Linked DNA regions of Homo sapiens: all the other regions are linked to region 2. The links are chromatin contacts, found by Hi-C or POLR2A ChIA-PET in ENCODE. All regions are on one chromosome and are shown on one strand. The core of a region is the stretch at or near the end of the contact, and the rest is flanking DNA. Distances in the headings are between cores, read along the strand shown. Region 1 holds the start of LINC02387 (long intergenic non-protein coding RNA 2387). Region 2 holds the start of PKP2 (plakophilin 2). Region 3 holds the start of ETFBKMT (electron transfer flavoprotein subunit beta lysine methyltransferase).

Region 1 (2,700 bases), core at 95-2,594, 1.5 Mb after region 2:
CCATTTTGCCTTTAGAGTGGGAATAATAAAACAGACCTCATACTTTTGTGTGAAAGCGAGGGAACTGCAAATCTCCTGCCCCTAGTAGCACTAATAATTGTTAGCTGCTGCTTCTTAATATTACATAGCACCTGGAAGGATGACGGGCCTGCTTGCTAAAGCTGGCTGTGAGTTTGGGGTCGGCTTGAGGAGAAGAGCAGAGTGCAGGGAGCTTCCTGGAACAGGGCCTGTCTGTCTTATACTTTCACTCTAGACAGCCCTTTCCCGTTTTGGTGTTCAGGAAATATGCCCCAGATCTTCAAGGGCTTCACCGTCCCTTCCCTTTAACTAGGATTCAGATGCCCTCATCTACAGACGGTTCCGTCATAAGGCCAAAAATGATTGGATTCAAAGGATCTGAAAGATTGGTCCAGCCCTTTCTTTATTCTGATTAGAAACAGTCCCAGAGGTGACGTGATTTGCCCAAAGTAGCGCAACTTCCTGGAACGAGAAACCAATCCTAAGATTTCCATGTCGGCGTTCTTTCCGCGGTGATCGGGTTACCTCCCAGACATAGGATTTACTTTTGAAAGAAAAGGAGCGGTCACACGGGAGAGGCATTGAAGGAAAAATTATTTGAATTTGGCAACTGCTTGTGGTGGGGGGATGAGAGGTGGAGGGTGATAAAGCGCCCCCTCACACTCACACACAAATAATGTGAACAATTTTAAATTGCTTTACTTTAGGAGATCATGGATTTTCCAGGGGGGCTGAGAACTTACCTGTTTACCCAGCCAAGTTAACAATACTCTGCATTGTTTACCTAACGCAGAGTAGGTACTGAAGAACTATTTGTCGCACGGATGACTGCATGACCGGATGCATCCCATTCCATCATAGAGTCAGATGAGGATTTGCAGAGCCAAGCCCCACCTGGGAGGCATGTTAAGTCCTTTCCAGTTCTTCTCAATTATGGCTCTGCAGTGAGTATCTTTTGTTCATAAATTCTTGACTGCACATCTTGATTATCTCCTCAGGATATTTTCCTAGAAGTGGGATTACTGGATTGAAGGGGATGCACATATTTAAGATTCTTGATTCCGAACCCCTCCAGCAGTATAAAAATGAGTCCGCTTCCCAGCAAGCTGGCCCAAACAGGCTATTATCAGGCTTAATTTTTATTTTTTATTTTTGTGCCCTCCTAATAGAACAAAAATCGCATCTCGTTTGGTTTGCATCTCTTTGGGGACTAATTAGATCGAGATTGAACTAGTTTTGAAGAAACACTCTAAGGAGTCCAGAGAAATCCTGTGTGGGGCAGGAGATCCATGAAAGGAGGCACATCCCGCCCACTGAGGTGAAACCAAAGGGCTTCTATTGTTTGGTGTGATTTAACCTTAAGATGGAAACATCTGAGCCTTGCTAGAGAGGCTTCCCCGGAACAACGGCTGGGGGTGGGGAGCTGTGACTTATCAGCTTCCCTATGTTTATTTTCATTTCCTGATGGAGAGTAAATCTTATAAACAAATGAAAAACCTGTGGACTTATCTTTAAAGACTACAAGGAAAAGGGGAACTGGGCAAACTATTGCAACTCAAAGTCGTGGAAAGGCAGGAGGGGGAGTGGGGAATTTAGAAAGATATTTCCAAGAGATGGCAGATAGGTCCCTGGGGGCCTGTGGCCAGCCTGGAGAGGGAGAGACCAAGCCAGAGGCTGTGGAAAGCTCTAGAGACTTTGTACTAGAAAGGCTGCTGTTGGTGGCAGAGCTTACATGGCCAGGGATCCCGGAGGACCTGGAAGGGGTTTTAATGGACTTTTGAGAATCAAAGTGAACTGCCAGGGACAAACAAGAGTGGCGAGGAAATGGAAGCAGTCATACCACTCAGGCTGGAAAATCGCTCTAGGAATGGCAAGAAGGTAGGTGTGGCGTTTTCCAAGAGAAGAGGGTGATGGTCAGCTGGGAGCTTTCCTTGACTATGAAACAAGGAAGACTTCTCCCCCATCCAGAGCCAGGAGCTGTCCCTGCTCTTCACTTAAGCACTGGGTTCTTTTACAAACCGTACCCAGGAGGATGACTGATTTACAAATGTTTATAGACAATTTTATTTACTAATCTAGCTCTCACTCTCAACTAAATTTATAATCCTAATTATAGTCATCAGCATTTTCTTGATAACAAACCTACAGGATTTTTTTTTTTTTTTTTTGAGACAGAATTTCGCTCTTGTTGCCCAGGCTGGAATGCAGTGGTACAATCTCAGCTCACCGCAACCTCCATCTCCTGGGTTCAAGTGATTCTCCTGCCTCAGCTTCCCGAGTAGCTGGGATTACAGGCATGCGCCACCACACCTGGCTAATTTTGTATTTTTAGTAGAGAAGGGATTTCTCCATATTGGTCAAGCTGGTCTCGAACTCCTGACCTCAGGTGATCCGCCTGCCTCGGTCTCCCAAAGTGCTGGGATTGAGCCACTGTACCCGGCCTACAGGATGTATTTTATAGTTGTTTTTTAAAACTTTGTGGAGAGTTTATTTTCTTGATTGCTTTAAGTTCCCTATTAAAGTCTTAAATTTAACAATTGGCTTCTAACAGTTTAGTAATCTATGAATATTTTGTACCGCTTTATTTATTCTAAAAGGGCTTAAAGTCAAAGAAAAATGAGTATTTCTTTTTTTTTTTTTGAGACGGAGTTTTGCTCTTGTTTTCTGTTTTGTTTTGTTTTT
Region 2 (2,700 bases), core at 35-2,534:
AAAGGCAGAAGGGTGTGGGTAGGAAAACAAAGACGAGGGAAGCTGCGTTCTCCAAACACTTCAGACTTGAGTAAGTGGGGTTTTGCAGCAATTGAGTGATTTGAGGGAAAGTGAACATACAAACCCAAGCAATCAAAGGGAATATTATCTTAATACCAGGGATACATGTTTTTCTTTCTGCCTCTTAAGTCCAAAGAGGCAAATCAGGACAAGTGGCTTTGGTTGTAAACTTTAAGGTCAAGGATCCTTTCTGTTGAGCTTAGCTCTCAAGTTCTCAGTAGTCAACTGCGGTGAAACATAATTAATAGCACGATAAATACAAGTTGTGGAAGATTCGATTGAAAGTTGGAGGCCCTCTCCGTGGATCTCTCTACAAAGAGCCTGTAATAAAGAGGACTTAATCAACGTTAGCAGGGCTATTTAAAAAGCATCGTCTATTAAAATTCATTTCTTCTCTAGAGCCTCTTGTTGGAGTTTCTCTGTGTGGGTGTGTTCGTAAGAGAGGAATGGGTTAGCAAGAGTACTGGGTACAATTTGTGTATCCAAGAGAAAACAGAAGCTCTCAATGAGGAAGAACATATGTTTCTGGGACTGCATCTGTGCAAAAAGTACATAGTCCTGACGTTGTACTAAGAAAAAAAACACTCTCTTTAGAAAGTCTTTTATTTCACACGTTATCTTCTTGGCACATTTCCCTCATATTGCCCTTTCCGCCTGACCAAATAGCCCTTTCTCACCCTCAGGTCCAGGAAAACCAGGAAACGTTTCCAACAGTGCGACAAAGCCTGACTAACCAGACATACTACTCGCTCGGGGATCCCGGAGGCAAGCCTCAGTCCAAGAACAGGAGTGACTCTCGAGGGCTCACCTGCCTGCAGGGCAGCCCCTCCCTGCATCGAGCGGAAATCCATCCTGTCCAGCGCGGGGCGTGGGCAGAGCGGGGCGCGGCCCCGGCAGGCGGTATCCGCTGGGACTCCGACAACGTGCGCGACCCCAGGCGAACCGCGCCCCTCTCCCCACCTCCCCGCGGGCGGGTACAAGTCTCCAGGTGTCCGCGCGCTCAGCGGGTCCGGCCCGCCCCCGCCCCCGCCCCCGGGCCCGACTGCGCGTGCCCGGCCGGAGCCGCGCCCCCTCCTCAGGGAAGGCCGGGCGTCCGGCCCACGAGGCCGAGCTCCCCCCCGGCCCGGGCCTCTCACCGGCGCGGGGGGCGGGCCAGGGGCGGGGCCGGACTCGAGCGGGGCGGGGCTCGCGCCAGCGCCCCCAGCTCCGTGGCGGCTTCGCCCGCGAGTCCAGAGGCAGGCGAGCAGCTCGGTCGCCCCCACCGGCCCCATGGCAGCCCCCGGCGCCCCAGCTGAGTACGGCTACATCCGGACCGTCCTGGGCCAGCAGATCCTGGGACAACTGGACAGCTCCAGCCTGGCGCTGCCCTCCGAGGCCAAGCTGAAGCTGGCGGGGAGCAGCGGCCGCGGCGGCCAGACAGTCAAGAGCCTGCGGATCCAGGAGCAGGTGCAGCAGACCCTCGCCCGGAAGGGCCGCAGCTCCGTGGGCAACGGTGAGTGGAGCCCGCCGCTCCCCGGCGCCGCCCCCTGCCCCACACCCGGTCACCTCCTCCTATCCCGCCCTCACCCCGCGTGCTGGGAGTGCGGGACCCCGTGTTCTGCCCACCTGTTGCTCGCCGTCTTCGGTATGACCGACTTGCTTGTGGAAAGCACTCTTTTCCATAACCTATTACTCAGCTTTGTCATATAGGTACCTATGTATATTAAATATTGTACATATCTATCAATGTTAACTAACTCACTTCAAGATTTCACCCCTTTCTTTTTCTACTCCGCCGGTCCGCGCCCCTCACTGGTGCGGACTTAATTTGAAGGTTCAGGGAGTCTATAAACACCTTGAGATGCTATGCAGAATTTTTGGTGTGTACGATCTTTTTCTGGGAGAAGGAGCCCTTCAATTTTATTAGATTTGTTAAATAATTAATGACCCCCATAAATATCTTGGGGAAAAAAACCGACAGCACTGGCGCTCCTACAACCTATAAATTGGGATTGTGCTGTCTTATGCAAGTACTTCGGGGCGCTCCACCCTGTGTGGGAGGCGAGTGGTGGATCTAGGGAGTGAAGAAAAGTAGTTAGGAGGCTTTGGTCCAGGGAACAAACACGCCGAGGAGGAGGTAGGGGACTTTGGCCCTGCCGGCAACAGCCGTGCCCGCCTAGCTGCGCTTCCTACCCCCACCAGTGCGGGCGTGATGCAAGTCTGATCCCTCCAAAAAATTAAACCCGAAGGTGAAAGGGGTGTAAGCACACACATGCACACTATGTTCATGATTGATAGACGGGGGAGGTGGAAGGGAAAGAAGATGGCAAGCCACTTGTGAAAATTAGAGATCATGATGTATCCTTTTCTCCCCTGCTGAAGTCAGGTGATGGGATCAACTCAGTGACCCTTGTTTTACTTCTTGTTGCTGTGTATGTGAGTTTGCATTATAAAAGCACTATGTTGGCTTATAGCAAAAAGAAGAGGAAAGAAATTGAGCAATTAAGTTGGAATATCTGTTTCCTGCAACGTTCAGTTGTTTCTGTATGAAGTAACTTGGGCATTGGCGAATGTAGGCTAACCCATTCTAGTTTCTATTAGGAAAACAGAAAAATTCTAACAGGCCAGACCAGAGATTTCAAACAGCAGAGTCTGGGAGGC
Region 3 (2,700 bases), core at 126-2,625, 1.2 Mb after region 2:
AGTTGTTACACTATTTTTGTGTTATTTTTATTGTTGTAATTTTATATTGCTATATTGTTATATTGTGGGCCAACTGTACCTTTAAAGTTCTTTCATAAATTTAACAAAGTAGGCATGCTTGGTAACTGTGAACAAAATAACAGAAGTCTTCTGTCTTCAGGAAGCTTATATTCTAGTGGTGGGATAAAGCAGTTAACAGGGCAAACACAGTTTTTGCCTTTATGAAGTCTAGCCAAGAGTTCTGGGGGTTAATGAATTTATAATTGTCTGTGGGCAGAGATATATTAATACAAATTATATTGACTACTCTATTTCATTAAAGATTGTTGTATCATAAAACAATGCAATCAAGATTCAGGTTTTTTCCTTTAAAAATACTGTATGCATTTAATTGTAATAAAAGAACATCAACTCCTAAATCTCTTTCTGTAAAAGTATCTGATGGTTCGATTTTACCAAGCCTAAACTGAAAAGATTTGCTCCAACAGAAAAACACCTGTGCAATTGATCACTAAGATTTGTTTAAAAATATATATATATAGAAAAACACCCGGATTAGAATAAATGAGAATGAGGAACAACTTAAACACAACTTATACACCCAGTTGTTTGGGGACCTCGGATCTCTTCTGCATAAATGTTTTAAATGGTCTTAAATCCACTAAAGTATTTAGGGGTCAAAAATCCAAATCCCCACAAGGGGCTGGACATCATAAATGAGTGATGCAGGCTGGCTGTAAAATAACAGAGGGGCTGTGGCAAGCTGGAGACTGTTTTCAAACAGTTCAAAAAGGCTAGGCAGGACATGCTGCCAGATCCTCCGATTTCTCAAAATCATCAAAAAAATCTAGATATTGACACATTAGCTTCCACCTTTTTTTTTTTTTTTTTTTTTTTTTTTGAGACAGAGTCTCTGTTGCCCAGGCTGGAGTGCAGTGGCGTGATCTCGGCTCACTGCAACCTCCGACTCCCAGGTTCAAGCGATTCTCCTACCTCAGCCTCCCGAGTCCTGGGATTACAGGGGCGTGCCACCACGCCCGGCTAATTTTTGTATTTTTTTTTTTTTTTTTTTTTTTAGTAGAGACGAGGTTTCGCCATGTTGGCCAGACTGGTCTGGAACTCCTGACCTGAAGCGATCCTCCTGCCTCGACCTCCCAAAGTGCTGGGATTACAGGCGCGAGCCACCACGCCCGGCCAGCTTCGGCTTGTAAACATCAGCAACTCATTCAAATATCAAAACACAGGGCAGGTCAAAATGCATGTCAGGTCATACATAGCCTGTGAACTCAGCGTAGACTTCCAGTGGGTGTTAGTTACCCCACATCAGTGTCCTGGGATCGTAGGGGTCTCTCAGGGCCTGGTATCCCACTAGACTAATTGTTAAGCAGTACTAGGCTGTCACTTGAATCACACAACGCAGCCTAAGTTTAAAGGTAACGCAGAGCAAATAGAGATTATTTGGGATTTGGACCCCATGTCATTTAGATCGGCGCTTCCCTCTCCCGTCCCAGCACCGATGAGGCATGGGTTATGAAGTATGTGACTGTGGTGACCACTTGGTATTTCTCTTAATGAGAAGGAGAGCTGATGGGATGAAAAGAGTTACGTTCCACAACGGGTAGACGGCGGCGTCATTTTCCTCCAGAGGCGGGGTGGAGTCGATCTTAAAGGGGCAGGCACCGTCCTCCCTGTCTCCTTACCTAGCTTTGCTGACACCGCCCTCGGAAGTAAAGCATAGGGCTCGCCTGTCACTCGCCCTGGCGACTGTTCCCGCTCATGCTTTACATTTCCGGGGTCCCGCTACCAAAACTGAGCCACGCTCTAGCAGAGCGCCGCGGCCCGGCAGGGGGCGGGACGGACGGCGGCCCCTCGCGGCCCCGCCCTTTTTCCCAGCAGCGCTTTCTTTCTCCTCCACTTTCTTAAAGGGACAGAAGCGCGAAACCAAAGGGCGCCCTGACCTCACCTGGAAAATAAGGGAACGTTAAATCTGTGTGCAATGTTTGTAGAATTTTGATTCCTAAAAAGTTCATTCTGAAACTATGCAACACCTACTATGTGCCAGTCGCACTTCCAGGCACCGGGCATAGAGTGGTGAGCAAAATAGACACCGTATATTTAAAAAAAAAAAAAAAAAAAGACACAGTATAAGCCCTCTGTGCTGCCTACATTCAACTGCGATTAAATCATAATGAATGTCCTTTCTTTTCTAATAATTCATAAATTCACTAGCAATTTATTTGCAGCCTATATCACTCGAGTCTGGATCTACATATATCCACCTTTCAACTGGACCCACATCCCACTGGCCCCTCAACTCAACACTCAAAGTTAACTCACCATCTGACCTGACAACAATTAAAACCTGCTCTGGCGTGCTAGAGGGGGGAAAACGGTCCAAAACTAAGAAACAGGAAAATCGTGTTTCTGCATTTTAGTTTGCAGTTTGAGAAATGCACTGGCACCTGCCTGTTCAAAATTAGAATTTGTCGCTTGGGTTCTGCGCTCCTGCCATGGGTGTGACAGCTTTCTGTCTTTCCATGTAAACTGGAATCTTTAGGAACTACTACAAGGAAAGGAAACTTTGTGCTTCCAGTCAACAGCCCCAGATGCAGCCTTATCATTTCTTTCTTAGTTGAATGGTGTATTTGCTACATTCTTGTTGATAAGCTATACACCTTGCATTTCACAGTATTCTGCCTT

Evidence for each region. A loop is a pair of places that touch in the nucleus more often than their neighbours do. ChIA-PET counts read pairs that join two places held with the same protein, here RNA polymerase II (POLR2A). Pooled maps may share reads with other maps.
Region 1: a map of Caco-2 shows a loop between it and region 2 (7-fold over the local background). The contact joins the promoter of LINC02387 here to the promoter of PKP2 in region 2. A Hi-C loop is called at or near these places in 1 of 168 maps with a recorded cell type or tissue (Caco-2). POLR2A ChIA-PET finds 5 or more read pairs at or near these places in 1 of 52 experiments (OCI-LY7).
Region 3: a map of ovary shows a loop between it and region 2 (5-fold over the local background). The contact joins the promoter of ETFBKMT here to the promoter of PKP2 in region 2. A Hi-C loop is called at or near these places in 1 of 168 maps with a recorded cell type or tissue (ovary), 4 of 37 single-sample maps with no recorded cell type and 5 of 50 pooled maps.

The regions. Positions count from the first base shown.
Region 1 is chr12:31,367,945-31,370,644 of GRCh38, reverse strand. It overlaps LINC02387 (long intergenic non-protein coding RNA 2387), which reads left to right and starts at 1,344. Exons shown (of 2, transcript NR_146469.1): 1 at 1,344-1,896. RefSeq lists an enhancer at 1-303.
Region 2 is chr12:32,895,361-32,898,060 of GRCh38, reverse strand. PKP2 (plakophilin 2) reads left to right here and starts at 1,284. Exons shown (of 13, transcript NM_001005242.3): 1 at 1,284-1,552. The coding sequence starts at 1,330. RefSeq lists silencers at 876-975, 1,176-1,285.
Region 3 is chr12:31,658,363-31,661,062 of GRCh38, reverse strand. It overlaps ETFBKMT (electron transfer flavoprotein subunit beta lysine methyltransferase), which reads right to left and starts at 1,375. Exons shown (of 4, transcript NM_001135863.2): 1 at 1,274-1,375. RefSeq lists enhancers at 1,428-1,587, 1,505-2,006 and a silencer at 1,708-2,017.